3 separate regions of the Homo sapiens genome follow, and regions 2 and 3 are each linked to region 1. A link is a loop called in an ENCODE intact Hi-C map of the cell type or tissue named here. Cell type or tissue: B cell. All regions are shown on one strand. Links, peaks and the distances in the headings refer to the core of each region. The heading gives the core; the rest is flanking DNA.

Evidence for each region. Hi-C counts contacts between places; a loop is a spot of excess contacts. Peaks named below come from ENCODE experiments on the same cell type or tissue, not always from the same donor. Only the 100,000 strongest peaks of a DNase experiment are listed, where the experiment ranks them.
Region 2: a loop joins it to region 1, with 15 times the contacts of the local background. A loop is called at or near these places in 6 of 110 quality-filtered maps.
Region 3: a loop joins it to region 1, with 10 times the contacts of the local background. A loop is called at or near these places in 13 of 110 quality-filtered maps.

Annotation. Positions count from the first base shown.
Region 1 is chr12:120,082,031-120,092,757 of GRCh38, forward strand. BICDL1 (BICD family like cargo adaptor 1) reads left to right here. Exons shown (of 10, transcript NM_001367886.1): 9 at 7,921-8,041. Among named protein-coding and RNA genes, the nearest start is that of RAB35, 29 kb to the right of the region's middle. RefSeq lists enhancers at 5,295-5,374, 8,749-9,341. In B cell, for the core only: CTCF peaks have their summits at 5,041 (motif pointing left) and 5,251; a DNase peak (open chromatin) is centred at 5,191; H3K4me3 peaks cover 929 bases; H3K27ac peaks cover 558 bases.
Region 2 is chr12:119,872,849-119,883,575 of GRCh38, forward strand. It overlaps CIT (citron rho-interacting serine/threonine kinase), which reads right to left and starts at 4,472. Exons shown (of 48, transcript NM_001206999.2): 1 at 4,401-4,472; 2 at 3,225-3,333. The coding sequence starts at 3,320. RefSeq lists an enhancer at 3,862-3,921 and a silencer at 4,152-4,231. In B cell, for the core only: no CTCF peak of the experiment used is centred there; a DNase peak (open chromatin) is centred at 4,553; H3K4me3 peaks cover 1,439 bases; H3K27ac peaks cover 461 bases.
Region 3 is chr12:120,006,489-120,017,215 of GRCh38, forward strand. All of the region lies in intron 2 of BICDL1 (BICD family like cargo adaptor 1), which reads left to right. Among named protein-coding and RNA genes, the nearest start is that of BICDL1, 23 kb to the left of the region's middle. RefSeq lists an enhancer at 6,093-6,172. In B cell, for the core only: no CTCF peak of the experiment used is centred there; DNase peaks (open chromatin) are centred at 6,003 and 7,503.

The sequences.
Region 1 (10,727 bases), core at 1,567-9,566:
TATCTTTTGATAACTGATTTAGAATCAGACTCCGAAGCCTACATATTCCATTTAACTGATGTGTCCCAAAAGTCTGTAACATCTCCTCTTTCTTCTTTTTCATATTACATTTATTTGTTGAAGAAAGTGGATCATTTCTCTCATAGATTTGCTGCATTCTGGGTTTGATTGCATCCCATAGCATCATTTAGCATTTTCCTCTGTCCCTTATATTTCCAATAAACTAGGTCTTTTTTTTTGAAGACAGAGTCTCACTCTGTCACCCAGGCTGGAGTGCAGTGGCATGATCTTGGCTCACTGCAACCTCCCCATCATGGTCTTGAGCGATCCTCCCACCTCAGCCTCCCGAGTAGCTGGGACCTCAGGTACACACTACCACACCTGGCTAATTTTTTGTATTTTTGTTAGAGACGGGGTTTTGCCATGTTGCTAGGGCTGGTCTTAAACCCCTGGGCTCAAGCGATCCTCCTACCTCAGTCTCCCAAAGTCCTGGGATTACAGGCATGAGCCACTGTGCCCAGCCAACTAGGTCTTTTTAAAAATGTTTTGTGTTTTTTTGTTTGTTTGTTTAAGACAGGGTCTCTCTTTGTCACCCAGGCTGGAGTGCAGTGACACAATCATAGCTCACTGCAGCTTCCACCTCCTGGGCTCAAGTGATCTTCCCTCCTCAGCCTCCCAAGTAGCTGTGCCACCATGCCGGGCAGATTTTTGTATTTTTTGTAGATACGGGTTTTCACCATGTTACCCAGGCTGGTCTTGAACTCCTGGGCTCAAGTGATCCACCCACCTTAGCCTCCCAAAGTGCTGAGATTATAGGCGTGAGCTACTGCGCCCAGCCGTGTTTATTTTATTTTACTTTATTTTTTTTGAGAGAAATTCTCACTCTGTCACCCATGCTCACAGCTCACTGCAACCTCCGCCTCTTGGGTTCAAGCTATTCTCGTGCCTCAGCCTCCCGAATAGCTGGGATTACAGGCACACACCACCACGCCTGGCTAAGTTTTGTATTTTTAGTAGAGATGGGGTTTCACCATGTTGGCCAGGCTACTCTCGAACTCCTGGCCTCAAGTGATCTGCCCACCTCGGCCTCCCAAAGTGTTAGGATTACAGGCATGAGCCACCATGCCCAGCCTGGCCACATTTTCTTCATAAACACATTGTCTTACATTCAGAAACTTTGGAAACAAACATATTTACATATCCCCTATTCCCCTGTGAATTACTTTTTATGTATTTATTTTTTTGAGACAGGGTCTTACTCTGCCACCCAGGCTGTAGTATAGTGGCCCAGTCACAGCTAACTGCATCTTTGACCTCCTGGGCTGGAGCAATCCTCTCACCTCTCAGCCTCCCGAGTAGCTGGGACTACAGGTGCACGCCACCACACCTGGCTAGTTTTTGCTTTTGTTTTTTGTAGAGACGAGGTTTTGTCCTGTTGCTCAGGCTGGTCTTGAACTCCTGAGCTCCAGGGATCTGCCCAAAGTGCTGAGATTATAAGCAAGAGCCACGGTGCCCAGCCCCACCCTGTTCAAGGAGTGTGAGGAGATAGTTACCAAAAATGTGTCTACTTTGGGGTCATTTACAAAATATTAATAGTAGTATTTATTTATTTATTTATTTATTTATTTATTTATTTATTTATTTATTGAGATGGAGTCTTGCTCTGTTGCCTAGGCTGGAGAGCAGTGGCACGACCTCGTCTCACTGCAACCCCCACCTCCCAGGTTCGAGCGATTCTCCTGCCTCAGCCAAGTAGCTGGAATTACAGGCATGCGCCCCCATGCTTGGCTAATTTTTCTGTTAGTAGAGACGGGGTTTCAGCATGTTGGTCAAGCTGGTCTCAAACTCCTGACCTCAAGTGATCCACCTGCCTCAGCCTCCCAAAGTACTGGGATTACAGGCGTGAGCCACTGTGCCCAGCCAATAGTAATATTTATACATCACTTTATAGTTTACAAAGCACTTTTATTCTTTTTTTTTTTCTTTTCTTTGAGACGGAGTCTCACTCAGTCACCCAGGTGGAGTGCAGTGGCATGATCTTGGCTCACTGCAAACTCCGCCTCCCAGGTTCAAGCGATTCTCATGCCTCAGCCTCCCGAGTAGCTGGGACTACAGGCATGTGCCACCATGCCCTGCTAATTTTTTGTATTTTTAGTAGAGACAGGGTTTCACCGTGTTAGTCAGGATGGTCTCGATCTCCTGACCTTGTGAACCACCCGCCCTGGCCTCCCAAAGTGCTGGGATTACAGGCATGAGCCACCACACCCGGCCAACACTTTTATTCTTTAATCCTCCCAGCCACAGTAAGAAGTAAAAATTTTTAATCCCAATTTTACAGATGAGGAAACTAAGAAATACTTTGCCAGGGCCACAGCCAGCAGTGACTCATGAGCCTCCACCTCAAGTCTTCTGATTCCCGTCTTCCTGACACCCTTTTCCCTTTGCTACACTGCTACTTGTTGGGAAGCTAAAATGAACTACTTGGAAACAATGTGTAAATAAGATACTGTATGCTTTTGTAAAAAAAATAATATGACACACATTTTAACTTCTGACTTTAAAATTCCTCATACTCAGGCCAGTTGCGGTGGCTCACACCTGTAATCCCAGCACTATGAGAGGCCGAGGCAGGCAGATCACCTAAGGTCAGGAGTTTTGAGGCCAGCCTGGCCAACATGGTGAAAGCCCGTCTCTACTAAAAATACAACAATTAGCCAAGCATGGTGGCAGGCGCCTGTAATCCCAGCTACTCAGGAGGCTGAGGCAGGAGAATCACTTGAACCCGGGAGGCAGAAGTTGTAGTGAGCTGAGATCACGCCATTGCACTCCAGCCTGGGCAACAGAACGGGGACTCTGTCTCAAAAAAAAAAAAAAAAATTACTCATACTCTAACCTCACTTCCACACACACTTTCCCCCTCCCTTCTGTTCTCTTTCATCATTTTCATTATCTCTATTTCCGTTTTACCTTTGGGTCCCCTTTTCTTTCTGGTCAGAACCTCATGTCATGGTGTCTGTCAGTTTCTAGTTCATTTTAGAAATTATTCTTGGTGAATCCCACATAACGATGTATCTTTGCTGCTTGGATTTCCACTATATTTAGTTAATGGATACTTAAGTAACAGTGTGATAAGGCTGGGGTGCAGCGGCTCAGGCCTGCAATCCCAGCGCTTTGGGAGGCTGAGGCAGGTGGATCACTTGAGGTCAGGTGTTCGAGACCAACCTGGCCAACATGGTGAAACCCCATCCCTACCCAAACAAAAAAAAAAGAAGTAGCCAGGTTGGAGGATCACAAATTCAGGAGGCGGAGGTTGCAGTAAGCCAAGATTGCACCACTGCCCTCCAGCTTGGGTGACAGAGTGAGGCCCTATCTCAAAAAAAAGTAACAGTGTGATAGAGGAGGCAGCATACCTTTATGAATAACAGTGAAATTGTGTGATGGAATAAAATGGTAAAATGAAGATGCTTATCGTGGAAGTCCACTAGAAATCAAAAGCAGAAGGAGGCCAGGCAAGGGCGCCTGTAATCCTAGCACTTTGGGAGGCCAAAATGGGAGGATTGCTTGAGCCTAGGGGTTCAAGACCAGCCTGGGGAACATAATGAGACCCTGTCTCTACTAAAAATACAAATAAAAAATTAGCTGAGTGTGGTGGTACATTCTTGGAGTCGCAGAGGTGGGAGGATCACTTGAGCCCAGAAGGTTGAGGCTGCAGTGAGCTGTGATCATGCCACTGCACTCCAGCCTGGATGACAGAGCAAGATCCTGCCTCAAAAAAAAAAAAAAAAAAAAAAGGCAGAATGAAGATAGAAGTACACATGGGTTGGTTACCTTCTCTCAGACAAGAAGCTGAACATTAAGATCATATTCTGTCATCAGCATGGAAGGTGGGATGGAAGGTGGGGGATACAAACAGAGAAAGTGTCAGGGTGCAGGAGAGAAGAAGCAAGTTGTCCAGTCTTTCTCCCTTTAAAAAAAAAAAAAAAAAAAAGTAAAACCTAGCTCTGCCACCTGGGTGAGCAAATCTACATGAAACCTTGTAATGCATGCTCTTGCCTGCTTTCAAAGGAGGCCCAGTTACTATCCAGGAGTCTGATTAGACTTGCAAATTCTCCCCTCTGGAAGGATGCCCCCAGTAGGGAGAACTCTGGAGCAAGGGTCCTGTCCTTCCTGGACTCCTATAGAACAGGGCTGGCTGGGCAGTTAGGTTACTCTGGGAGGATAGTTCTTTTCCCATACCTTAGAAATGAATTTTTGTTATACAAGAATTGAGACGACAAGCCTAAGGAATCATTTAAAGAGGAAACCACACCCCCCATTTGTATAGTAACTTAGTTTTACCAGATACTTCTTCCATATACGTTATCTCTGATTCTCCATCCTGGCCGCACATTACAATCATCTGGGGAGCGCTCAGACACCAGGAACCTCACCAGAACAATACAGTTGAAATCACGGGGTGGGGTCAGTTGGGTGGGGCCCACTTCTTTCCCCCTTGATTTTAATGTGTAGTCAGGGGTGAGAATCCCTAAGAAATATAACTTCCTTCTCGTCACTGGGCTGCAGAAACCTTAAGGTGCACCTTCTCCTATACAATAAATGAGTTTCAGGAAAATTAAGTAGCAATTTTTTTATCTCCTTGCAGGTGAAGGGCCTTCACTAAAACCAAAAATAAATCTTGGGCTAGCAATCTGCCTTACAAAAACAAGTCAGTTACTAGTGGTTTCATTTGTAAAAAGGAATTATTCGAGCCCTTGGAATATTCCTATTTTTAAAATGTGATTAATGTGTTGATCCTGGTCTGGGGTTTCCCATGAATGACGAGCACTTATTCCTTGGTGAGCAAATGTCCCAACGGTGCAGCGCGTGGCCAGGATTGGAGGTCGTCCAGGCAGCCCCTGCCTCAGGGCGTTTTTTGGCAAGGAAGGGAACCCCACCATGCCCGGCGCTGCGCCGCGGCTGTAGCCCTGGGCCCATCTGTCCCTCGCCGGCAACGTTAGTCAGCACATTCCTGGGGCTCCCGCTGCTCTCGGCGCCACCTGCCGGGGGACGCCGGAAGCTCAGGAGGCTGTGGCTGTCGTGGGGCACCACGGGTTCTGACGCTACTGGAGGGGTGTCCATGGCAACCGATGCCGCGTGAGGATTTCCGCTGTTTGCTGCCAGCCAATAGCAGTGGGTGTGACGGAGGCAGCCTTCGGCATCTGAGCCCTCAGCATCCATTAGACGGGCTCGGGTCCCGTCGCTGCCGCAGTGGGCGGGGCTGACGCGGTGGCTGAGCTGTCTGGAGCGGTTTCTCTAGGGAAGGCAGGCGGGCCGGCGGGCGGGGCGCACTTGCGGTGTCGGCACAGGTGACTAATTGCTCGGTAGACCTGAAGCCAAAGAAGAAGTGCTGGTCGCAGCAGTGGCCTGAGCACTTTGCAAGTGGGATCCACCTGTTCCTTTTTCTGGCCGCACTTCGGTTAGTGCGGTCGGTGTTGTGAAGCTCGAGCTAGGCGGCCTCTGCAGGCGGATCCTCTAGCTGCCCTTGAGCCCTGCACATTAGTCGCTGGCCCTGTACAAGGAGCATGCTTTTGTTAGCTTTGCTGTTTTGAGTGCTTAAGGGAGCGATTAATGAAGGCAAGGGCTAAATAATACACGTTTCTGCAGTTGGGCAACCAGGGCTGCCTCTGCAGAGGTCCTTCCACCTTTATTCCCGTTCCCCTGCCCTCGAAAAAAATTAATTTTCTTTTGCATTGAACAGCCGTGATTTAGGAATGTTGGGAAAGGTGAACAAAGTAATACGTGAAACACAAATGTGAAAATAAAAAAATGCAAAATAATGTCGGAGGAGTTACCCATCAGTAATCATCACCCAGAGATAACCAACTAGACATTTTTGTGCATATCCTTGAACACACAGGCAGTTTTTTGTTTTGTTTTGAGACAGAGTTTCGCTCTTGTTGCCCAGGCTGGAGTGCAGTGGCGTGATCTTGGCTCACTGTAACCTCCGCCTCCTGGATTCAAGTGATCTCCTACCTCAGCCTCCTGAGTAGCTGGGATTACAGGCAGCATGCGCCACCACGCCCGGCAAATTTTTGTATTTTTAGTAGAGGCGGGGTTTCTCCTTGTTGGTCAGGCTGGTCTCGAACTCCCAACCTCAGGTGATCCGCCCACCTTGGCCTCCCAAAGTGCTGGGGATTAGAGGCGTGAGCCACAGCACCCTGCGGACACAGGCAGTTTTTGTTTTACAAAACTAGTATTATACTAGACCTTGTTTTCTGGTGCTTTTTCCACTCAGCAATATGTTATGAACTGTCAATAAATATTCTACCTCATGGTTTTTTGTGGGGTTTTGTTTTTATTTTTTTGAGACGGAGTCTTGCTCTATTGCCCAGGCTGGAGTGCAGTGGCACAATCTGGGCTCACTGCAAGCTCCACCTCCCAGGTTCAAGCGATTCTCCTGCCTCAGCCTCCCGAGTAGCTGGGATTACAGGCACCTGCCACCACACCCAGCTAATTTTTGTATTTTTAGCAGAGATGGGTTTTCGCCATGTTGGCCAGGCTGGTCTCGAACTCCTGACCTCAGGTGATCCTTCCACCTTGGCCTCCCAAAGTGCTGGGATTACAGGCACGAGCCACCGCGCCTGGCCACACTTTATGGGGTTTTTTTGTTTTTTTGAGACGGAGTCTTGTTCTGTCACCCAGGCTGCAGTGCAGTGGCGCGATCTGGGCTTACTGCAAGCTCCGCCTCCCGGGTTCACGCCATTCTCCTGCCTCAGCCTCGCCAGTAGCTGGGACTACAGGCACCTGCCGCCATGCCTGGCTAATTTTTGGTATTTTTAGTAGAGACGGGGTTTCACTGTTAGCCAGGATGGTCTCAATCTCCTGACCTCGTGATCCGCCCGCCTTGGCCTCCCAAAGTGCTGGAATTACAGGGGTGAGCCACCGCACCCGGCCTACTTTATGGTTTTTACTGGTGACTGTATTCCATCCCATCATTCATGACCACTTGGCTACTCTGACTAGCTAAGCTATAGTGATCACCACTGTGTGGCTATCTTCGCACACCTCTGTATCTTCAGGACAGTTCCCCTAAGGGGGATTGCTAACTACAAGGAATCCCTTCTATACCAGCAGGACAAGGTTCCTGCCTTCCAGTGGGGAATGGGCCATTTTGGGAAAGGATGAGTAGCTCCTTTATGCTGTGTGAGGCTTTTGATCCCCTCTGGGTTCCAGTCCTTATTTTAGTATTGTCCTTTTTCAACGTGTGTGTGTGTGTGTGTATGTGTGTGTGTGTGGGGTGTGACGGAGTTCTGCTCTTTCAACGTGTGTGTGGCGTGTGTGTGTGACGGAGTTCTGCTCTTTCAACGTGTGTGTGTGTGTGGTGTGTGTGTGTGTGACGGAGTTCTGCTCTTTTTGCCCAGGATGGAGTGCAATGGTGCAATCTCGGCTCACTGCAACCTCCTTCTCCTGGGTTCAAGCAATTCTCCTGCCTCAGCCCGAGTAACTGGGATTACAGGCATGTGCCACCACGCCTGGCTAATTTTGTATTTTTAGTAGAGACAGGGTTTCTCCATGTTGGTCAGGCTGGTCTCGAACCCTCGATCTCAGGTGATCCACCCGCCTCGGCCTCCCAAAGTGCTGGGATTACAGGCATGAGCCACCACACCCGGCCTCAACTTCTGTTTCTTTATCCGTGAGGTGGGGATGACAAATATTCCTTTCACCTACAGGTTGGTTATGAAAACTGGGAGAATATATGTGAAAACATGTTGCAAACTAACCCTCTGCAGGCAACATCATAGTTATTGTTGCAGCTGCTATTTGTTGTGAGTTCAGGGTCAGAGCCTGTTTCCTCATCCTGGGACTCCAGGTGCCCCAAGTAAAGACCAAGATGCCTCTGGCACAAGGTGTCCATGTTCACCCTGGCTTGTCTGTTCTCAGGAAGAATGCTGTGGAGCTGGAACTTGCCAAGTGCAGGATGGATATGATGTCTCTGAACAGCCAGTTGCTGGATGCCATTCAGCAGAAACTGAACCTCTCGCAGCAGCTGGAAGCTTGGCAGGTAAACTGGAGCCTGAGATCCAGGGCGAGAGGAGACTCCAGGAGGAATCTCTGAACCCAGGCAGAGTGTAAGGAGAGTTTGCCACTGGAGGGTTCCATGTGACTGGGTGAACAGCACATCCCAGTCTTCACCTGGCAAGATCCAGAGCTCATGTCCCCTAGTCCTTGGGGAAGAATGCTTAAGGATGCTTTTGAGCGACAGTGCCCAGGCTGCTGCTGTCTGGAGATGTAGTGATCTCCAGACTTGGAATGGGGCCCCCTTTCAGCTGGTTGTCTGGGCTTTAAGCTGGAAAGAAACAACTGGTTAACATGGAGGCCCAGGAAGCTCAGTATAATTGCATGAAAATTCACAGCGGGATGCGGCTCAGCAACCCTCCTGCAGCCAGCAGCTGCTACCCTTCCCCTTCTCAAGGGCCAGCCTCCATTTTCCAAAGAGCACTGTGCTGGCACAGGCCCTGGGGAAGAGGAGTCAGTGGGTCCCTCTCTAGACCCACTGTTTTCAGGGTCCAGCATGGCTCCCCCACTGGACTGGGCTGTGGCTGGCTGGGTTTTGTTCGTGAGGTTGAGGTAGCACAGTTTTAGGATATGGGTATAAACATTAATATTTCTCCCCAAGAATTCTCATCCAGACAGATGAAAAGCCGTCTGTGGCTTTACAAGGTAAGCCCCCCGTGGAGGGCAGGTTGTTGGTGACCATTCCTCCCAGGGCCCCATGGGGCTGGCAGCCAGAACACTGGCCCCACCGCAGGGTGCCCGTCCCTGGCTCCTTGGCTCCTGCATGGCAGCCAGCTGGCCGCGCCCTGGCTGACCGCTGCTCTCTCTCTTCTCTCCCGGCTACAGTTTGCTTCCTCAGGGCTTTTTACTATCTGGCTCCTTTGGTTTCTGATCTAGTGGCCTTTCTCAGTTCCCGTATCAACAGCTTTAGTTGTACACCCCTCCTGCCTTTGAGGTGAGCCTGAGCCCTACATCCCATCCACCGTCTCGCCCTGCCATTGCTGTGCTGCCCCGCCGCCTCCCCTCATGGCCCACTGTGTTCTGTGTGCTGGAGCCTGGCGTCATCTCTGTGCAGTGTGACATGCCCTCAAGTCCCAGCTCCCTCCTCCATCACAGTCGCGTCCAGTGAGCTCTTCAGCAGTGTGTGGCCCAGTGCTAACGGCTGGTGCCGTCTTCTCATAGATGGCTGTTCCATCCACTGAGGGACCAGCAGGCCTGGAATGATGAGCAGCGTGTGTCTGGGAAACTCTAAAGGGCGACCTGGACAGACCTGATTGCTTAAAGTTAAAAAAATGAAGTTTTCAGTGTGCCAAACAAAACATTGGCAGCTTTGAAAGGTTGGTTTTTGAAAGACCCTTTAGCATTCCTACATTGGATTTAGCGTAGATTTTACTGAGCACGTCGTAAGTGCAGGGCACTGTGCCAAGGATCATATACTAGACCCTTATAAGGAGGGACCGTGTGTTGGCAAATACCTGGCACAGTGCCAGCTCTGAGGGGCAAGTGGAAAAGGGGATGGAAGAGAAGGGAAGAAGACAAGGGCAAGGAGAAGACCAGGAATGAGCTGAGTCTGAAAGACAGGGTTGAGAGAATAGGGAGGCTGGAGAGCAGGCCCTGAGCCAGAGCGCGTGAGGGGTCCACACTCACTGCTACCCCACGATGACTCAGGAAGGCCCCTTTGTTTCATGCTGAAACCTGCAGAGATATTAGAATGACACCCATGGGTGGGAGGGAGGAGGAGTGGACAAGCTGCTCAGATGGAGGGGCCCAGCCAGCCCAACTTCATGCCCTCATCTCGTCAGTGGCTGCTCGGAACCAAAGAGGTCATCTGCCCTGGCCACAGGGAGCCTGCCCTGAACACAGGCCTCACCTGTCCTGTGCTCGGACACCACAGGCTGACTCACTCAGGGGTTTAGCCAGAAAAGCTTGGGGTCTTACCAGGATGCCGCAGAGCCTGCCAGGTTCAAGTCATGAAGGAATCGAGCAGACACATGTTACATTTACTGATGATGCTAATTACACAGGCTGCTCATATTTCTAAAGCAGGAGTTTTCAAACTTTGTTAGTGGCAGAACTTTTGTCAAATGGAGTCTTACCCAGAGTCAGAATCTAGCCACCAAAATGGGAAGGGAGTGGAGCTGCCCTGTCCACAGGCTTCTCTATGGGAAAGGCTGCTGTTCTGTAAAACATGGTGGGGCGGGCTGTGGGGAGGAAGGCATTTTCTGGACCACATGAACGAATTCGAGTTGGGGGACGGTCCTACCCCAGTGAGGAAGCTGAAAGAAATGGGCCTGATTTGGTGCAGGACAGCCCCTGAAGACCGTGAGGCCCCTGGCCTCTGCCGCAGATGGGAGCCTCAGCAGCAGGGTCTAGGGCAGCACCCAGGGCATCCTTGCCACGTGAGGCTGCCGTTGGTGCCTGGGCATCAGTAGCTCAGGCTGGAATAATTGGAAAGGAAAAGGCAGGAGGAGCCCCTGAGGCCAGGCCATTGGGCTGGGGAGCTGTTAAGCTGAGGTGGCCCTAGGGCCTGCCGGGGCTGGGGGTGGCAAGCCAAACCGGAGGCACCAGCCAGGCCCACAGGACACAGGAGGCAGAGCCGTGAGGCCTGGTCAGAGCAGGTGGAGTGCTAGTGTGGAGACTGCAGGGAGAGACCACCCGAGCCATCAGCTGAGGACTGTGGCGGCCCAGCAGGA
Region 2 (10,727 bases), core at 1,072-9,071, 210 kb before region 1:
TGCAGTGTTGCAATCTCAACTCACTACAACCTCTGCCTCCGGGGCCCCAGAGATGCCCCCACCTCAGCCTCCTGAGTAGCTGGGACTACAGGCACACACCGCCATGCCTGACTAATTATTTATATTTTTTGTAGAGATGGGGTTTCACCATTTTGCCCAGGCTAGTCTTGAACTCTTGGACTCAAGCAATCCACCTGCCTCAGCCTCCCAAAGTACTGGGATTACAGGTGTGAGCCACCACACCTGGCCTGTTGCCTCCTATTTAAAGTTTAAATTAAAAATAGTCCTTACCTCTGTCATGAGGCTGAAGTGAGATACTCAGAAACATGCCAGTTCTATGCCAGACACATTGGAAGCCATAACTATTACATAATCAGCACACTATAAGCCCTTAATAAGTTGGAAATTTTTTTCCTTTTCTTTTTTTTTTTTTTTTTAATTTACAGGGTCTTGCTCTGTCGCCTAGGCTGAAGTGCTGAAGTGCAGTGGCACAATCTTAGCTCACTGCAACCTCTGCCTCTAGGGCTCAAGTGATCCTCCTGCCTCAGCCTCCCGAGTAGCTGGGACTACAGGCACACACCATCACAGTCAGCTATTTTTTGTGTTTTTAGTAGAAACGGAGGGGCTCACCATGTTGCCCGGGCTGCTCTCGAACTCCTGACCTCAAGCAATCCACCCACCTCAGCCTCCCAAATTGCTAGGATTACAGGCGTGAGCCACCACGCCCAGCAAGTTGGAGATATTTTAAAGTAGCATGATAAAGGGGCTGAAACGTGGCAGCACTCCAGCCATCTAAGGTTAAAGACAGACTATTCATTTGTGAAAGATATGTCAAGACTTAAAATGCTGATGGGGATGGTCCCACAGAAAAACCTAAGCTTTCAATTTGTTTCCACTCTCATCTGTTTAAACACCCAATACCAATATTTTGGAAAAAAAAAAAAGTTATCAAGAATACTTCATCATTCATCATCTTACAGGTATCCTACATAACTACCTTCCCAAATATAATTACTATTAAGGAAACAAATTTAGTATTAATATTATAACTAATACTATTCTATGCTGAGTATTAACAATAATTACCATTTTTTATAAGGAGTTTACTAAGAGCCAGGCAAGGTGCTAAGTGCTTTAAATCGAATATCTCATCTAATCCTCACAACAACCCTGTGGATTAGGTACTACAACCTCTATGTTATTTTTTTTGTTTTCTTTTGTTTTGTTTTGTTTTGAGATGGAGTCTTACCCACTCTGTCGCCCAGGCTGGAGTGCAGTGCACCATCTCGGCTCACGACAACCTCCGCCTCCCGGGTTCAAATGATTCTCCTGCTTCAGCTTTTCAAGTAGCTGGGATTACAGGTACATGCGACCACCATGCCCAGCTAATTTTCTATATTTTTAGTAGAGACAGGGTTTCACCACGTTGTCCAGGCTGGTCTCGAACCCGTGACCTCAAGTAATCCGCCCGCCTCAGCCTCCGAAAATACTGGCATTACAGGCTACAACCTATTTTAAAGAATAGCAAATGGACTCAGAAAAGGTAACTGACTCACCCAAAGTAATGCAGCTAACTAGTGCTGGGACTGGGATTCAATTCTAAATCTTCATGGTCTCTATTGTCCCCCTGACTTACGAATACATAAATCAAACAAGGATTTCTACTTCACCAGTGTTCCACATACATCAGAAACAAAAGAATTAAAAATCTATTTGGAAGTAATCTTATGATATTAAGTTTTAACGCATCTGGGGTGACAGAAATGTGTATCTTGAGAGGAATGAGGGTTAAACAGGTGTGGTATTCATCAAAACTTTTTTTAAAATCTTAAAAAATACCATCCTGACTAACACAGTGAAACCCCGTCTCTACTAAAAATACAAAAAATTAGCCGGGCGAGGTGACGGGCGCCTGTAGTCCCAGCTACGTGGGAGGCTGAGGCAGGAGAATGGCGTGAACCCCGGGGGGCAGAGCCTGCAGTGAGCCGAGATCGCGCCACTGCACTCCAGCCTGGGCGACAGCGAAGACTCTGTCTCAAAAAAAAAAAAAAAAAATCTTAAAAAATAAACATCCCTGCAATGAAAATGAATAGGATTATACCCACAGAAATTGTAGTTTTAAAAAGCATCTTTGTTCATTTATTTTTCTTTCTTCAATAAAAGGACAAACTTGCCCTGGTACAGGGGCTTATGCCTGTAAGCCCAACACTTGCAGAAGCTGTGACAAGTAGATCACTTGAGCCCAGGAATTCGAGACCTGCCTGGGCAACATGGTGAAACCTCATCTCTACAAAAAATACAAAAATTAGCCAGGTATGGTGGCACACACCTGTGGTCCCAGCTACTCAGGAAGCTGAAGTGGGAGGATCGTTTGAGCCCAGGAGGTCAAGGCTGCAGTAAGCCGTGATTGTGCCAATGCACTCCAGCCTGAGCCACAGAGCAAGACCCTGTCTTGCAAGCAACCAATCAATCAATGAATGAATAAACTTTAGTACAGAAGTGTAAAGTGTGAGAAATATGAAAAGATCTCCCTTCTAAGGCAAGTTCAGCTATCTACTTCTGCACAGTGTCTTTTTTCCAAAAGAATCAGTGCATATAAAACTCTAAATAGAGGGCCAGGTGCAGTGGCTCACACCTATAACCCCAGTGCTTTGGGAGGCCAAGGCAAGAGGCTCACTTGAAGTCAGGTGTTCTATATCAGCCTGGGCAACACAGTGAGACCCCATCCCTACAAAAAATTAAAAAATTAGCCAGGCATGGTGGCACAGGCCTAGAGTCGACAGAAGACCTTGTTTCAAACAAAACAAAACAGAATTTCCCCTAAAATATTATCCCTGGTCCTATAATAAAAGCAAGCTGGGCACGGTTCATGCCTGTAATCCCAGCACTTTAGGAGGCCAAGGCAGGTGGATCACTTGAGGTCAGGAGTTCGACCCTAGCCTGGCCAACATGGTGAAACCCCGTCTCTACTAAAAAGAAAAATACAAAATTTAGCCGGGTGTGGTGGCAGGCGGCTGTAGTCCCAGCTACTCTGGAGGCTGAGGCAGGAGAATCGCTTGAACCCAGGAGGCGGAGGTTGCAGTGAGCTGAGATTGCACCACTGTACTCCAGCCTGAGAGACTGAGACTCTAAATAAATAAACAAATAAATAAAAGCAAAGGTGAGTGACAAGGAGATTCCAAGGACACACACAGGTGAGCAAAGTTGGCAGGGTAGGCTGTTACCTGGAAGAACAGATTCAGCCTGGAGGCCCGGCTGGCAATGGGTTCAGCAGCACCAGCATCCAAAGGATTCCGCGCTCCATATTTGAACTTCAACATCTCCCCACTGGCGCTGAAAGGATATCAGAAAAGTCAAGTGTGTCCTATGTTTTGAGCAGGAAGGGCCTGAGAGATCCTGATCTCCCTCAAGATATCAGGGACAAGGAGGTGAAAATCAGCTACCACTCCAGTTTTAGGAAGCTCAGTCTAATCATGGAGATTAAACACCAGATTTTAACTCACTGTGACAGGAGATGATACACTTATCTGACATACTCTCTTACTTATAAATGTGTTTATTATCTCCCCCCTTAGAATGGAAGCTCCACAAGGGCAGAGATGTTTGCCCCCATGCAGTGGGGGCACACATAGCCTGGCACACAAATAGGTGCGAATAGTTATTAAATGAATGACTGAAATAAGCAAAATATATAGCTTGTTGTAAGGTGTTAAGTGCTATGGGGTAAAAACAAAATCGAGCAAGAAAAGGACAATGGGGGTGAGATGGTGCAATTTTTAGTGTGGTCAAATAAGACTTCACTGAGAAGCCACCATTTGACCCAAGACTTGAAGACCTGAAGCGAATGACCAGCAAGCCATGTTGATATCTGGGGAAAGAAAGACATCCGTGGCAAACGAAACAGCCAAGCCAAAAGCACTGAGGCAGGACCTGGCCTCTCCAGCAACAGCGAGGCCAGACGGACTGGAGCAGAGCGAAAGAGGCGGGGGCATCATGAGGTGATGGGGTGGGCACGGGGTATGAATACGCTGAAACAGAGAGGTTAAGTAAATGGCTAAGTTCACGCAGATAATAAGGAACCGGCCGACTACACTGGGCAGAATAATGCAGTTAGTGCTGACAGGAGGCAGAGCTGAAGAGACAAAGCACTCCGCCTGGTTTAGGGGAGGAGCAAGCCTCCTGCCCCAGCACCACTCGGCTGACCCCTCGGCTCCCAAGGAAGGTGGGCGCGCGCACAGCTAGCCCCGGAAGACCCTCCAGGCCTCCCGCAGCCCTGGGGGTGGAATCGCCGCCCTCCCCGGGGCGGGAGGGAAACCCGGGACTTGTATGGGTGGAGGCGGCCCTCCCCTGGCCTTGCAGAGCCGGGTGCGGTAGAATTGGGTCTGGGGGATCAGACTCACGCTCTGCGAACCCCCAGGTCTGCGATCTGTTCCGCCCCGCGCCTCCCGCCGCCGCGTTTGAACCCGAGGAACGGCGCGGGCGGGTCTCAGCCGTGTTTGGACCAATCAGCGTCTCCGCTCCTATGATAGACATGGGCGTCTCAGCCAGGCCCCGCCCATGTCCCTAAAGGCATGGAGGAAAGTGAAGGGGAGAGCCAATCAAATTGCATCTTCCTTTGACTCGCGACCAACGGGAAAAAGGGAAGGGCAAAATCAGCAGGGCAGGTCTTGGAAGTTTGAAATTGGCGGTTACGCAGGATGCTGCGTTTGAGGACGCGACTGTTAATCTAGGATCCCTGAGGAGGTCGCCAGGGCGCTGTCCCCTGCTCTCGGCCACCTGCAAGGAGGAAGGCAGCCAGGCTGCTCTGCCTGGTCTTCTTTCTCTCTCATGTGGCTAAGGTAGAAGTACTTGTTACCTGGGGAAGCCCAGTGGTCCTCTGCTACAGCTGAGGCAGCGAATGTTTTGAGCTTGACTTCAACCTACCTTGATTACTCTATCTCCGGGCTGACTGCCCTGCAAGGAGTTGGTGACAGTCATTGAGACTGTCTGAAAGGACACTTTAAAATAAATTATAGACGAGATACTTAAACAGGCACTTCACCAAAAAGGAAATCCAGATGACCAACAAATGTGTGAAAGTTGTCAACCTCGTTCATAATCAGAAAATATGAAAAATAAAGTCACAGTGAGAAAGAATAACACTCAAATTCGAGAACAACAACAACAAAAGGATGTGACAGTGTTTGCGAAGATGTGGAAGTACACACACTTATACAGTACCCGTAGGCGTGTAAATGGATACAATCTCTTTGAAATTTGAAAAAAAAGTTTGGCATTATTTGCTAACATTGAAGATTTGTGCATTCTATGACTATTGCTAGGTGTAGTTTCTCTACCTAAGAAAAACTCCTATTTATTTATTTATTTTGAGATGGAGTCTTGCTCTGTCTCCCAGGCTGGAGTGCAATGGCACGATCTCGCCTCACTGCAACCTCCACCTCCCAGGTTCAAGCTATTCTCTTGTCTCATCCTCCCAAGTAACTGGGATTACAGGTGCATGCCACCATGCCCAATTGTTTGTATTTTTAGTAGAGATGGGGTTTCACCGTGTTGTCCAGGCTGGTCTTGAACTCCTGACCTCGAGTGATCTGCCCACCTCGGCCTCCCAAAGTGCTGAGATTACAGGCCCTGAGCCACCACGCCGGCGAGAAACTCCTACTTATGTACACCAAGAGATGTGTATAAGAATACAAAATAGTGTTCGCAAAAAACTGGAAGTGATATAAATGTCCATCAGCAGTAGAAAAGACAAAATTGTATATTGCAGTGTTTTCACAAGCAATGAAAAAGAATAAACTGCAACTAACCACAATGACATAATGAGTCTCAAAACAAGGCCTAATGAAGGAAGCAAGAAAATAACATATGATTCCATTATGATTCCATTCTTATAAGTTCCAAAACAGGACAAAACAAAGCAACATTGTTTAAGGAGGGATGTATTAGGTTGATGCAAATCATTGCAGTTTTTGTCATTGTTTAAAGTAATGACAAAACCATAAAGAAAGCAACAGCCAGAATAGTAGTTACCTGGGGTTGGGATGGAGGCCTTTCAGGGTGTTGGGGTGCTGCTGTGATCTATTTCTTAACCTAGGTAGCAACAATATGGATGTGGTTTCATAATGATTAAATTGTGTGTATATGTGTGCACGCATGTGTGTGTGTGTATGTTCTATTTATATATGTAAAGTCCTTTTTGTACTCTCCTAATTCTACAGTAGACAGAACTGGAGATGTGTTCTCTCTCTCACACACACACACACACACACGCACACCAGCACATAATTAGAGCTACAGGCTTGCTTAATACACATTTGTTCTTTTTTCCTTCCCCAAACATAACTTACTTCTTGTTCCCGGGGCCAATAATGGATAGCTACTATTTATCAAGCACCTCTTTTTTTTTCTTTTTTCTTAGACAGAATCTCACTCCGTCACCCAAGCTGGAGTTCAGTGGCACAATCACGGCTTACTGCAGCTTCCACCTCTCCAGGCTCAAGTGATCATCCCACCTCAGCCCTTCCAGTAGCTGGGACCACAAGAATGTACCACCATGCCTGGCTGTTTTTTTGTTTTTTTGGGTTTTTTTTTTTGTAGAGATGGGGTCTCCCTATGCTACCCAAGCTGATCTCAAATTCCTGTACTCAAGCAATCATCCTGCCCCGACCTCCCAAAGTGCTGGGATTACAGGTGTGAGCAACTGCGCCCAGCCCAGAAACTTCTATATAAAGAAAATAACTGGCCAGACCCAATGGCTCATGCCTGTAATCCCAACACTTTGGGAGGCCAAGATTGGTGGATCACTTGAGGTCAGAAATTTGAGACCAGACTGGCCAATGTGGTAAAACCCCATCTCTACTAAAAATACAAATTAGCCTGGCGAGGTGGCAGGTGCCTGTAATCCCAGCTACTCAGGAGGGTAAAGCAGGAGAATCACTCGAACCTGGGAGGCGGAGGTTGCAGTGAGCTGAGATCTCACTTGCCACTGCACTCCAGCCTGGGTGAGACAGTGAGACTCGGTAAAAAAAAAAAAGAATAATTATCATTGGCTGAGTGCTTTCTAGGTTTCTAGGTGCAAGCCTTCAATAGCCCCTGAAGTAGGCACTATTATTAGCATCCACCCCTATGGAAAGGAGCCACTCTCACGCTGGCTCAGAGGCAAATATCCCAGATATTCCCTGTTTCCCAAAGATGTGTCCCCACAACTGGTATGAGCAACACTTTCAAGTGGCAAAAAAAGTCACTTATTTGTTAAATTATATATTTTACTATATGTTAGAAAAACTATAGCTAGCCCATCCAACCAAGTATTTTATAGATGATACCACTTGGAGTGAGACCAAAGGAAATATTTAAGAAGAAAAAATGAGCCAGTAAAGGAAATATTAAGTAAACAGTAGTACAGGTTGTACATGGGTATAGCTTTAGAACAAATCTTGAAATTTGGGAAACACTGCATCATTTGACATAATTCTTAAGCAAGCCTCTGAAGTAGGCATTATTGTTAGCAACCCCATTTTACCAGCAGAGAAATTCAAGCTTAGAGAAATTAAGTCACATACTAGTAAACAGTGGAGCCAGGACATCAGTTGGTTCTTTCATTCTAAAGCCCATTTTGATAACCACCAAACTGTATTGACTTATGTTTATCCCAGCACCTAGCACATAATATTTATAAATATTTGTGGACTAAATGATGAAATCTAACTCCATGTGCATTTGATTACAATTTAATTACTTCTTTCCAGCCTACCAACAATCAACTTTGCAGGCTCTCAATAGAAGTGTACTGAATTTACAAATGAATTGCCTTCTGATTCTACACACACCATTTATTATACCTTCTCATGGTGCAGGTATTCCAGAAGCAGTGGTTCACAACCTTGCATTCACACTGAGATCACCTGGGAAGCTTTAAAATAACATTGATACCTGGGCCCCATCCTTGGAGATCCTCATTTCACTGTTCCAGGATCAAGCCTAGGAATTGGAAGTTGATCAAGCTCCCCAAGTGATATGGTTTGGCTGTGGCCCCACCCAAATCTCATCTTGAATTCCCACGTGTTGTGGGAGGGACCTGGTGGGAGGTAATTGAATCATGGTGGCAGGTCTTTCCTGTGGTGTTCTCATGATAGAGAATAAGTCTTATGAGATCTGATGGTTTTATAAGGGGGAGATTCTCTGCACAAGCCCTCTTCTCTTGTCTGCCACCATCCACATAAGATGTGAGTTGCTCCTCCTTGCCCTCTGCCATGATTGTGAGGCTTCCCCAGCCATGTGGAACTGCAAGTCCATTAAACCTCTTCCTTTTGTAAATGCCCAGTCTCAGGTATGTCCTTATCAGCAGTGTGAAAACAGACTAATACACCAAGTGACCCCAATGTGCAGCCAATGTCATGAACCACTTGCCTAGAAAGGGCAAATATACTACTAACCAAATGTCAAAGTGTATTTTTCATTGTAAGTTAATAAACTGACAATGTGGCTTTATTATCAATCTTTGTTAACAAGAGTCCGTCCCTATGGAGAGGACCCACTCTCACACTGGCTCAGATGCAAAGTGGATACCTCAGAATGGGCCTTCCAGTCCTTGCTCTGTGATCTACTATGGTGAAACCAAAGAGGGTGATGGCTAAGTAATTTAACAGAAGGAGACTGGGGAGTATGGGTTATACTCGGCTTAAGTAAGGACTGAATTCTAAAATAAGTGTTTCGTGTTTTCATATTTGGAGCCTTAAGTGAAGATGGGTATACAAAAGGAAGAGATTCCCAAGCACTATACACAAGCAAAGGACATACAACTTGATTTCCTCTCCACTTTCTTCTGTCCTTTTCTCTTCTTTCCCCTCACTTTCTCTCATTCCAATGGTGTTCCATTTGAGGTTTTAAACTGAAATGGAGGCCGGGCATGGTGGCTCATGCCTGTAATCCTGGCACTTTGGGAGGCCAAGGCATAAGGATCACCTGAAGTTGGTCAGGAGTTCAAGATCAACCTGGCCAACATGGTGAAACACCATCTCTACTAAAAATACAAAAAAATCGGCCAGGCAGAGTGGCACATGCCTATAATCCCAGCTACTCAGGAGGCTGAGGCAGGAGAATCATTTGAACCCAGGATGCGGAGGTTGCAGTGAGCCAAGATCTCACCATTGCACTCCAGCCTGGGTGACACAGTGAGACTCTGTCTCAAAAAATAAAATTAAAAAATTAAAAAATTAACTGAAATGGAAATCAAATTCTAGACACTTGATCTTTCTAGCCTAGCAACAGTCAACTTTGTAGGCTCTCAATAAAAGTTTATTGAATTCACATATGAACAAACTTCTGATTCTGCACACATCATTTAACCTCTGAGCCTAAATTTTTGCCTAGCTATAGGGAGATTTAAAAGCTAAGAGATGTGAAATGCTTTGTAAAATCTAAAGCCAGCAACTCACAAACTGGGAGAAAAATGTGTAAATCAAATATCTAATGAGAAACTAGCATCCATTATGTACAAAGAATTCCTACAGTCTGACAATAAAAAACAAATAGCCCAATTTAAAAACGAGCAAAAGATTTGAACAGACAATTCTCCAAAAAATATATGCCAATAGCCAAAAAGCACGTGAAAAGATGCCCAACAACATTAGTCATTAGGGAAATGCAAATCAAAATCACAATAACACTTCATGTCCCCTGGGATAGTTATAAATAAACAGAAAGACAATAACAAGTATTGGTGAGGGTGTAAGAAAATGGATCCCTCCTAAACTGCTGGTGGGAATGTAAAATGATTCAGCCACTTTGGAATACAGTTTGGCAGTTCCTCAAAAAGTTAAACAGAGCAACAGTATGACCTAACATCTTCCTCCCTAGGCATATAACCAAAAGAAATAAAAACATGGCCGGGCGCGGTGGCTCACGCCTGTAATCCCAGCACTTTGGGAGGCCGAGGCTGGCAGATCACGAGGTCAGGAGATCGAGACCATCCTGGCTAACACGGTGAAACCCCGTCTTTACTAAAAATACAAAAAATTAGCCGGGGTTGACGGCGGGCGCCTGTAGTCCCAGCCACTCGGGAGGCTGAGACAGGAGAATGGCGTGAACCCTGGAGGCAGAGCTTGCAGTGAGACGAGATCACGCCACTGCACTCCAGCCTGGGTGACAGAGCGAGACTCCATCTCAAAAAAAAAAAAAGAAAGAAATAAAAACATATATCTACACAAACACTTGTATACAAATGGTCCTGACAGCACTATTCACAATAGCCACAAAGTGGAAACTACCCAAATATCTGTCAACTGATGACTGGATAAACAAAAGATGGTATCACCATGCAATGGAATATTATTTGACCATAAAAAGGAGTGAACCACTTAAACATGCTAAGATGTGGATGAGCCTCAAAAACATTATGCTCAGTGAAAGAGTGCAGGTGCAAAAGGCCACATATTGTAAGATTCCATTTACATGAAATATGTAAGAGTATGTAAATCCATAGAGACGAAAGGTAGATTAGTGGGCTATGGAGATGGGGAAATAGGAAGTGATTTACTAGTGGGTACTGGGTACAGAGTTTCCTTCTTTCTTTTTTCTTGTATAGTCAGCGTATTTTATTTTAGTTACTTCAATAGGTGGTGTAGTGGATCCACTGTGGTTTTTGTTTTCAGATTTTATTTTTTTAGAGAAGTTTTAGGTTCACAGCAAAATTGAGAGGAAGGTACGAAGATGTCCCTTACATCCCC
Region 3 (10,727 bases), core at 1,685-9,684, 75 kb before region 1:
ACATAAACAGACAAATCAGCTAGTGATAGTACTATGAATACAATAAAACCAGGTAAGGAGGAGAAAGTGGTAGCTGTAGAGACAACTCAATTTTTGATAGGATTCTCAGGAAGGAACCTTTGGGGAGGTGAAGTTTGAGCAGGATAAAAAGGAGCAAAAGAGTATTCCTGGCAAAGAAAACAACATGTAAAAGCCTAAGAACAGTGGAAAGAAGGCTGCTATGACTGGGGTGTGGTTAGCTTGGAAAGGGTTAGGAGATGAGATCAGAGAGGTAATCAGCAGCCAGATCTCATAGGGCCTTGCTAGCTACCAGGGGTTTTAGTCAGTGTGCTGGGAAGCCAGTGATATGTTTTTGGCAGGGGAGCATCATGACCTGATTGATAACAACTTTTAAAAGATTAGTTACTCTAGGAGGATGGATTATCGGGCTGAGGGTGGAGGGATAGAGATGGATGAAGAAGCGACTCCCCAGGTAGAGTTGATGGTAGCTTTGATTATGGAAGTGTTGAAACGGGTTAGGTTGGATATATGTTTTGAAGGTAGAACTGACAAGACTTACTAATGGAATAAATGGTTGTGGGAAGGAAGGTTAAAGAAAAAAAATAATCAAAAATGACTCCTAGGTTTTTGTCTTGAGCTACTGGAGGAATAGTGGCATCATTAACTTGAGAGACCAAAGGCTAGAGGAAGGAAAGAGGGATAGGTTGGAATATAAAGTCAAATAATTCATCTTAGACTGTGTGGATAATTAAGGTTGAGATGCCCTTTACATATCCATGTTAGTTTCACATAAGTAGAACAAATGAGAATTCTGTTGTATTGAGGTGAAATACTGAGTTAAATTTCCGCAGCCATCTGAGCTCTCTCAGGACCTGAGACTCTGTTCTAGTACCTTTCATGAGGTTGTCACCAAGAATTTCCTCATTCACAGTGACGGAAGCTGAATTCAGACAAGAGTGTCCCCCACCCCCCACGTACACACTCTCAGCTCCTAGAAGAACCACCTTCTGAGTTCATGCCTGTGAGGTGAGATGTGTAGGAGGAAGTTAATGCAAACAGATGCTTTGTCTGTTTCCTGCCTGTTTGGAGCTGTTTTCCTCAGTCAGCCTCTAATGCCTTATCCACACACAAAGAATACAGTTTGCATACTAGCTGAAACTAATCTTCTCTGAAAAGACTAATTTTCCTCTGAAAGGTAAACAGATCCTTGTTCTTTAAACAGCTCATTTTGGATTAGCAACTCTGCGTCTGGTACACTTCTTGAAGCACATTTCTCCCAGTTTCCTTTCTTGGAGTTAAAGACATTAATACAGTGTCCATAAGTGTCACCACCACTCTGCCTCTGTTGAGTGATGCAGAACCATTTTTGTTTCTAGAACACTTTACAGTGAGCAACAGCTGGTTATCAGAAGTAGTTTTAATTGCTGAATGGGCTTTTGTTCCTTTTGAGGTGGGGGCTGTATTATTTGTTTTTTTCTTAAAAGTCTGCTTCGTTTACAGAGGCTGGCAATTTTTAGTCATCCTATTCTAGAAAGAAGTTATGAAAACAAGATAATTTCTCAACCAAATAACAGCTATTTAAATTTCCAAAGGACGTTCTCATATGTGACCTCTTCTGATCCCATTCCTGCCTGTGATGGAAGTCATGATAATTACTCTTTCTTTTTTTTTTTTTTTTTTTTTTTTTTGAGACAGGATCTCACTCTATTGCCCAAGCTGGAGTGCAGCAGCGCCATCATGGCTCACTATAGCCTTGACCTCCTGGGATCAGGTGATCCTCCCACCTCAGCCTCCCAGGTGGCTGGGACTACAGCTGTAAGCCACCATTCTTGGCTAATTTTTTATACTTTTTATAGAGATGAGTTTCACCGTGCTGCCCGGGCTGGTCTTGAACTCCTGGGTTCAAGTGATCCACCTGCCTTGGCCTCCCAAAATGCTGGGATTACAGGCGTGAGCCACTGTGCCCAGCCAATAGTTACTCTTTATTTGGCAGATAAGGAAACTGAGGGTCAGAAGTTTGGTGACACTTGCTCAAGGCCTTGCAAAGGTTACATGTTAACCACTGGCTTGAGGATTGGCTTTTTGTAAATCTTCCAGGATGGGTAGTCAATTGGAAATAAAAACCACTTCATATGTATTTCTATCTCATTGATTTGGTTGATTTTTTGGTTGATATTTGCTGGGTGGTATTGTTTTGGATGCCTTTTACATCACTAGGTAAAATGAATCCAAATGTTTGGAATTCATTCTTAGCAATGTTTGTTATATTAAGGATGTACTAGAAGGATTAAAAGTGGTATATTGAGAGGACCACTTCAGCTAAAACAGAAAAGGGCCTTTTACATAGGAGCTCTCTTCTGTGAAGACAGATTTTCCAGCATTTCCAGATTGTGCTATTGCTAATTAGTAGGTTAAACACATTAGGGTGGTAATTGCTTATTCTTCCGGCATAGAGGTGTTTTTTTTTTTTTTTTGGTAGATTCTTGTATTGATTAGTTGAGCCTGTTCTTTTCTTTTTGAGATGGAGTCTTCCTCTGTCACCAGGCTGGAGTGCAGTGGCGCAATCTCGGCTCACTGCAAACTCCACCTCCTGGGTTCAAGTGATTCTCGTGCCTCAGCGTCCCGAGTAGCTGGGATTACAGGCACACGCCACCACACCCAGCTAATTTTTGTATTTTTAGTAGAAATGGGGTTTCACCATGTTGGCCAGGATGGTCTCGATCTTCTGACTTCATGATCCGCCCGCCTCGGCCTCCCAAAGTGCTGGGATTACAGGCATGAGCCACTGCGCCTGGCTGAGCCTGTTCTTAATTATTTACCGAGAGAGCCATGCCTGATTCAAGAGTCTTCAGGTTGGTTGTGTGGGCTACAAGTATCTAGTTCTGGTTTTCTTTTTCCAAAGAGGAACGCCTAAAGTTCTAGTATATTGGGCCTAAATTTTGGAGGTTTGAAGGCCCAAGATTCAGATTAATTACTGTAGGGGTAGATCTTTTTCATGCTTCTAGATTTGGCTTAATGTGGCAGTTAGTCTTTCTTTTTACCTTGAAATCTGGATTCACTCAATCCTTGTAGACAGCTTGGTATATTGTGTAGGAGAGATAAAAATAGAGTTTAAATGAGCTGCCCTTGCCTGATGTGAGGTGGGGCCCCCAAATTTTGTACTTGGTAAATGGTAGGAAGATTGCAGATGGTAGGAAGGTTGGAGTTGACAGGCAGACAAAAAGTTGGCAGCATACTATATACTCTTTTGTTACTTATGCTGGTTAGCCCATAGTTGTGGTTCCTAAGTATTGTTGCTTTGAAAAACAAAATATCTGTATCCAGTGAATGAACCATCAACAGAAAAGCAAGTAATGTTTTGACACAGATAGCATCATCTCCATTTCTCTACATTGGCATCTGGGCCAATAGTCCAGTGCTATTATAAGTGTTTTAGAGCTAAAAGAGAACTTCTGGTCTATCTGGACCAGTGGTTTGTGAAATGTTTGCTCTTCAGGGATTCTGCAAACTTGAATGTGTTTTTAAAATTTGTAACACTCCAAAGAACCATTACCAAAATAGTCATCATGAACCCTCTTGAGATGTCATGTAGAACACACGCAAGACCACCAGTGCCTCAGCCTGTGCTGCCAGCTTTGCCTGAATGTGTGGAGACGCCAGCCTGCAGCCTCCATGCCACTTCTATTAACTAAAGAGTATTATGCAGTTGTAAGGTGGACTGAGTAAAACTGGTTGCGCTTGTAACTGCTTCACTGGGTGAATAAAACAATTTGTTTTCAATATTTAAAATCAACTAAATTCACAAATACATGCATACTGAGTAAGATTGCCACCATCATCCTTATCCTCCAATTTCAAATTATTTTGGAAAGGTCTAATTTTTCTTAATTGAGTTTATAAATTTTATACATCTACATTATAAAATACTTAATAAAAGATTACTTTGTTCTGTTTATCTGTTCTGTTTATTGAGGCTTCACATAAGATTTCATATGGAAAAGGGCTGTGGGTGCCAACAAAAAAATCCCATATAATTTGGAAAACCATTGGTTTCAATCAGCGGTTCTCAAACTATTCTGAGGAGCCATAGGTCTCTAAGAGGTGCCTCAGGGAATAGCTGCAAGGAAGAGCTGAATGGATTGTTAATCTGGTGGATTCCTGTCCCCTTCCCCATTTTCACTTCAACCTGAGCATTTTAATGTTTTATGTATTGAAGTTCTGTTTAATATTTTATTTGAGGGAAAAAGTGTTTTTTTTTATCTGAGTTTAAAGAAAAATGATGTGCAGTCACTAATCTATGACTAGTTAAGGAAGCAGAGCCCCGGGGAAGTTAAGTGATTTGCTCAAGTCTGCAGTCCCAGTCCTCTGCTGCTTCCTGTGGGGCTCTTACTGGCTTAACAAGTAAAACAAGCCATCTCTTTGATAATAAATGATATTTACTGATTAAGAAAAAAAGGGGTGGTATTCATTATTTGTAGAAGAGTAACCCTAGTTACAGTTTTATTCGTTAATACTGAAGTTGTTGTGACGGATCAGTCACCAACTTTTAGTAGCCTAACAGGAATTAAAAGCTGGTATTCCTGAGTGGTCAGTGGCTCTTAGTTCAGGCAGTGATTCAGTTCTCCTCCAGCCATCTTCCATCTTGTGACTCGGCTGTTTTCAACAGGTGACTTCTAAGGTCGTAGCAGAAGGAAAAGAACCTGGAAGATTTCTGTGGGCTATGCCTGGAAATGGTGCCTGTTGCTTCCGCTCATTTGCTGGTCAGAGCTCAGTCACATGGCCATACTCAGTTACAAGAAAACCTGGGAAATGTAGACCAGCTTTTTGCCCAGGGAGGAGAAGAAATGGGTTGGTGAACAACTAGCCAGTGTCAGCCATAATGGAGTCAGTAGAAAGAGTCCTGGGCTTCAGTTTTCTAAAGAGATTAGAGTGGCTGATTGCTAAGATCTTCCAATTCTAACTAGGTAGGATTCCAAGGCAGATATAGTTGTAACAGTATCACCTTTTTTGGTACACATTCACCATTCTATCCCAGATAGAGAAGCTGTTTGGTCTTTTTGTACTCAGGTAATATCTTTGATAATCACAGAGTTGGGTAAATTCCTTTGAAGTTATAACTTGATCCAGAATCCCCAAAATAAAAAAAAGTTGGTATCTTTTTCAGGGATTGCCTTAGGGTGAGATAGACCCTTTCATGGTTATATTAGGTAGAATAACATTAACTGTTATAATACATAAACCCTAAGCTCTCAATGGCTTTACATAATAGAGGTTTTTTTCTCATTCCCATAAAGTCCAACAGCATTTCTGTTTAAACATGAGGAAGAATAGCATTGTGCTTTAATGGAATGAATTGACCTGGAAAACAGAAGACCTAGGTTCTAGCCCATGTTCTGTCACTAATTTTCTGACTTTGAATAAATCCTCACTCTGGGTTTCAATTTCTGTCAGTAAAACACGGAGATTGAACGAGATGATTCCTTCGCTCTCTAAATGTCCACATGTACGTATGCGATCTCTGTTGGAAAGAAAATTAGTAGAGAGATAGTCTCACATGATGTGGTATATCATGTCTGGTAACTTTGTAATGCTGCCGCCTTTGCATGCAGAACATATTCATCCTTCTCTGGGACCGAGGGCGGCTTCTCCTCTCACCCAAATTTACTCCTTTGTGTAATGAGAAATAGAGAGAGGTTGAGATGATTGGTGCCACAACAAAATTTATTTTCCATTCCAGTCATGACACATAAGGTACTTTCCCTGCACACGACTGACGGTGTGGGGAATGAGGAGGTGTTTATGTGATTTTCCTGTTTAAAATTATGCATCATAGTACTAAGGTTTTATGAGGTTGACATTCTGTAATTCTCCACGAATAAGTCAGATTTTCCGCATTGCCCTGGTATGATTAGTTGCATTCAATGCTGCATGTTTGTCATTTGCAGAACTGTAAGAATTCCCCCTATACACACCTCTCGTCATCAGTTGCTAGGTTACGGCTTTTCACATTGTCCCAGTCTGGTGATGTTGCCATGGATACCAGTTATACCTCCTCCTATGACACTGTCCTGGTCAGGCTCAGAGGGCGGGCAAGATGTAACTATGATGTCAGAGATGTTTTAGCATATGTCTTTCCCTTTACATTAATGATAAGATCTAAGTAATAGATATCAATTCTATGTGTTCTCATATATGAATTAAGGACATGAGGTATTAGCTGAATCCCTCAAACAGTCCACCACTTAGAACCTTTATTCCATTATGTATTTTTTTTCTTTTTTAAAGGAAAGGGAAGGGAAAGGAAGGGGAAAGCCTTTATTCCATTATAATTCTGCAGAAATGGAACTAACAGATTATAAAATATGAATATAAGATCTGCTATACTGTGTCCAGCTCATTCCCTACACAGACCAGCACCCCACCTCCCATAGGGTGGGCTATACATGGAATATCATTATCCTTTACATTGCCTTCAGTGGTAGGGACATTTGGGAATGCTTTTTGTCAAACTCTTAATTTATCTAAGTTATAAAGCCTGTGGGCCGGTAATGGTGGCTCATGCCTGTAATCCCAGCACTTTGGGAGGCCAAGGCGGGTGGATCACCTAAGGTCAGGAGTTCAAGACCAGCCTGGCCAACATGGCGAAACCCCGTCTCTACTAAAAATACAAAAAAAATTAGCCGGGTCTGGTGGCATATGCCTGTAGTCCCAGCTACTCAGAAGGCTGAGGCAGGAGAATCGTTTGAACCTGGGAGGTGGAGGTTGCAATGAGCCAAGATCACACCTCTTCACTCCAGCCTGGGGGACAGAGCAAGACTCCATCTCAAAAAAAAAAAAAAATTATAAAGCCTGTGGTCCAAATTTTATTGTCATTTAATGTCACATGATTATATTTCTTCTCCTGCTAGGTTTTAGACACCATGAATTGCAGGGACTATGTCTTTAACCAGAGTGTGTGTGTGTGTGTGTGTGTGTGTGTGTGTGTGTGTGTGTGTCAGAGTCTTACTCTATCACCCAGGCTGGAGTGCAGTGGCGCGATCTCGGCTCACTGCAACCTCCGCCTCCTGGGTTCAAGTGATTCTCCTGCCTCAGCCTCCTGAGTAGCTGGGATTACAGGTGCCCGCCACCACGCCTGGCTAATTTTTGTATTTTTAGTAGAGACAGGGTTTTGCCATGTTGATTAGGCAGGTCTTGAACTCCTGGCCTCAAGTGATCCGCCTGCCTCAGCCTCCCGAAGTGCTGGGATTACAGGCGTGAGCCACCGTGTCCAGCCTTTAACCAGTTTTTATCCCCAACAACACTTAGTGCCATGCATATTATGGCAGGGATCCAGAAAAGTCTCATTGATTTGTTCTGAAGACTGAAATGTAGGTAATAACTAATTTGACTTTAGATTTCTAGCATAGTGTTTTAAGATGGTGGAAACCCCCGCATATTACAGTTGTTGAAGGGCAAGGTTAACCCATGTTATTTAGCTCTTGTCTAGTCTGACCTTTTGATCTCACAGTTGAAGAAAGCACTAAGGCCGTAGGAGGATGTGACTCATCTAAGGTCACAGCCAGTAAACCTGTGGTTTAGGTAAATGTGTGTTATAAAAAATCTTTGAAAAACAAGGTGTAAAAATCTTTGCAAAGTAATTCTGTTTACTTAAACGATCATGTTTTGTTTTATGCAGTCTGTTTACTTAAAAACCTAGCAGACAGAAAGCTATTATTAAAGAAGAACTTCAATATTTAAAAGGAGCCCTACATAGAACCTACCTACCAGTTACTTCAAGTCAACTCGAAGCCTTGCATTCTGCTTAGTATTTGAATTATTCCTCAAAAACCAAAATAAAATTTAATGTAGCATCGGATTGAGGCATCTTTCAAAAGTAACATCTATTTTGAAAACCAGCAGAGTTTGAATTAAAAAACCATTCTTGCACCGGTGCAGTGGCTCACGTCTGTAATCTCAGCACTTTGGGAGGCTGAGCCGGGCAGATCACAAAGTCAGGAGATCGAGACCATCCTGGCCAACATGATGAAACCCCGTCTCTACTGAAAATACAAAAATTAGCCAAGTGTGGTGGCGCGTGCCTTTCATCCCAGCTACTCAGGAGGCTGAGGCAAGAGAATCGCTTGAACCCAGGAGGCAGAGGTTGCAGTGAGCCGAGATCACGGCACTGCACTACAGCCTGTGACAGAGCGAGACTCCATCTCAAAAAAAAAAAAAAGCAAACCATTCTTGGCTGGGTGTGGTGGCTTACACCTGTAATCTCAACACTTGGGAGGCCAAGGTGGGAGGATTGATCCCAGAAGTTCGAGACCACCCTGGGCAACATGGTGAGACTCCCATCTCTAAAAAAAAATTAAAAAATAAAAAAAATTATTTGTATGTCATGTTACTTCCCTAAAATGAAAGGAATTTATTTACCAAATAGAATCCTTTGTTTGAAAAAAAAATGAGTGAAAACATGTCTTCTGAAAATACAGTCTGCTAAAGTTATAGGTTATGGACTTTTAACTGTCAGTGGGAGAGACAGACAAATCTTATGAGAGTCAGGGAAAGTGACAAAGCTGAAACCCTCAAGAGAGGACACATAATTCAAGATGGATCTTCCCTCCCTTGCCCCAAGACCAGAGAATTCAAGAGTCTGCCCCTTCCCACTTGCAGTGGGAAGGGAAAGCTTGTTGAAGCTTTCTTAACTTTATGCAATAACCTGAAACATCTCCTTGCCTTTAAGCTCTGCTCCTCCATTTTTTCCCATTGTCAGATACCTTCCTCTTTGGAAGCTCTAAACAACTCTTACTGCATTTAGGGGACTCCCTTGGCATAACAAATAAGAAAGGGCATGGCATTCAAAGCCCTGTACCTTCTGGACCTAGCACACATTTCCAGCCCTGCCTCTTCTTTCTACTTGTACCACCGTTGGAATTTCCCCCAGTCCTGAAGGCCAGGCTCAGTTGCCACTTCCTTCATGAGAACTTTGCTGTTCTTCTCCCACCAGCTTTGATCTCTCCTACTTACCAACTAGAGTGCTTTAGTCCCTTTCTTTTGTCATTTACATTCTGTCATCTCTTACGGTTAATTCATGTATTTGACTCCATTGAGTCAAGGACTGTGCACTCAGGGCACCTCCCCCACAGGGCTGAGCACCTTATCTGGAAACTTCGTATGTGTTAGAACTAGATTCACAAGCCAGCTAAGCATATGTTACTTAGTTCTGTGGTTCAAATGTATAGCAAACTTGACCATTTACTAAAAGGTTGAACCCACCCAGAGAATTATTTCACTTCTCTTAATATATACTTAATCTTGCTGAATTCCTTTTCCATTGTCCAGATCACTGGTTCCCAGTCTTTCAGTGTAAGGAACCCCCTTTTTAAAACCTAATCCAATGACCTTCTACAATATTTTGAAACAGCCTTATTGAAGTATAATTTACAGTTTATAAATTCACCCACTGTAAATGTATAATTCAATTTTTAGCATATGTACAGAGTTGTGCAGCCATCACCATAATCCAATTTTAGAACATTTCTGCTACCCCAAAAAGTTCCCCCATATCGTTCTGCATTCAGTCTTCACTCCTGTCCCCACCCGCAGCCCCAGGAAAACACTGATCTGTTTTCTGTCTGTATTGATTTTCCTTTTCTGGATATTTCATATAAATGGAATCAGGCAATATATAGTTTTTGTGTCTGGCCTCTTTCACTTAGCATCACGTCTGTGAGGTTCACTCGTGTTATAGCACATAATAGTTCCTTTTTTAGTATTCCATTGTGTGAATATACTGCATTTTGTTTATCCATAACCAGTTAATGGAGATTTGGATTGTTTCCAATTTTCAACTATTATGAATAGTGCTGTTAGGAACATTCATGTACAAGTCTTTGGACTTACACTTTCATTTCTTTTGGGTAGATATTTAGGAGTGGAATTGCTATATGGTATGTCTGTAACCTTTTTTTTTTTTTTTTTTTTTTTGAGACAGGGTCTCACTCTGTCACCCATGCTGGAGTACAGTGGCGTGATCATGGCTCACTACTCTGGTGATTCTCCCACTTCAGTCTCCCAAGTAGCTGGGACTACAGGCATGTGCCACCATGCCCAGCTAATTTTTGTATTTTTTGTAGAGACAGTTTTGCCATGTTGCCCAGGCTGATCTTGAACTCTTGGGCTCAAGCAGTTTGTCCATCTTAGCCTCCCAAAGTGCTAGGATTACAGGTGTGAACCACCACACCTGTCCTGTCTGTAACTTTTTAAGAAACCGCCAAACTTATTTTCAAAGAAGCTTGTACCAGTTTATATTCCTACCAACAATGCGTGAGAGTTCCAGTTTCTCCACAAGAGGACTCCTTTTTAGTATGTAAAAAAAAAAAAAATTGTAGACCTTCACATGGTAATAGATTTATTTTACTTTATTTTATTTCATTTTTTGAGACGGAGTCTCGCTCTCTCTCCCAGTCTGGAGTGCAGTGGCACGATCTCGGCTCACTGCAAGCTCTGCCTCCCGGGTTCATGCCATTCTCCTGCTGAGCTCAGCCTCCCGAGTAGCTGGGACTACAGGCACCCGCCACCACACCCGGCTAATTTTTTGTATTTTTAGTAGAGACAGGGTTTCACTGTGTTAGCCAGGATGGTCTAGATCTCCTGACCTTGTGATCCGCCTGCCCTGGCCTCCCAAAGTGCTGGAATTACAGGCGTGAGCCATCGTGCCCAGCCTAGATGTTGTTTTATATCAG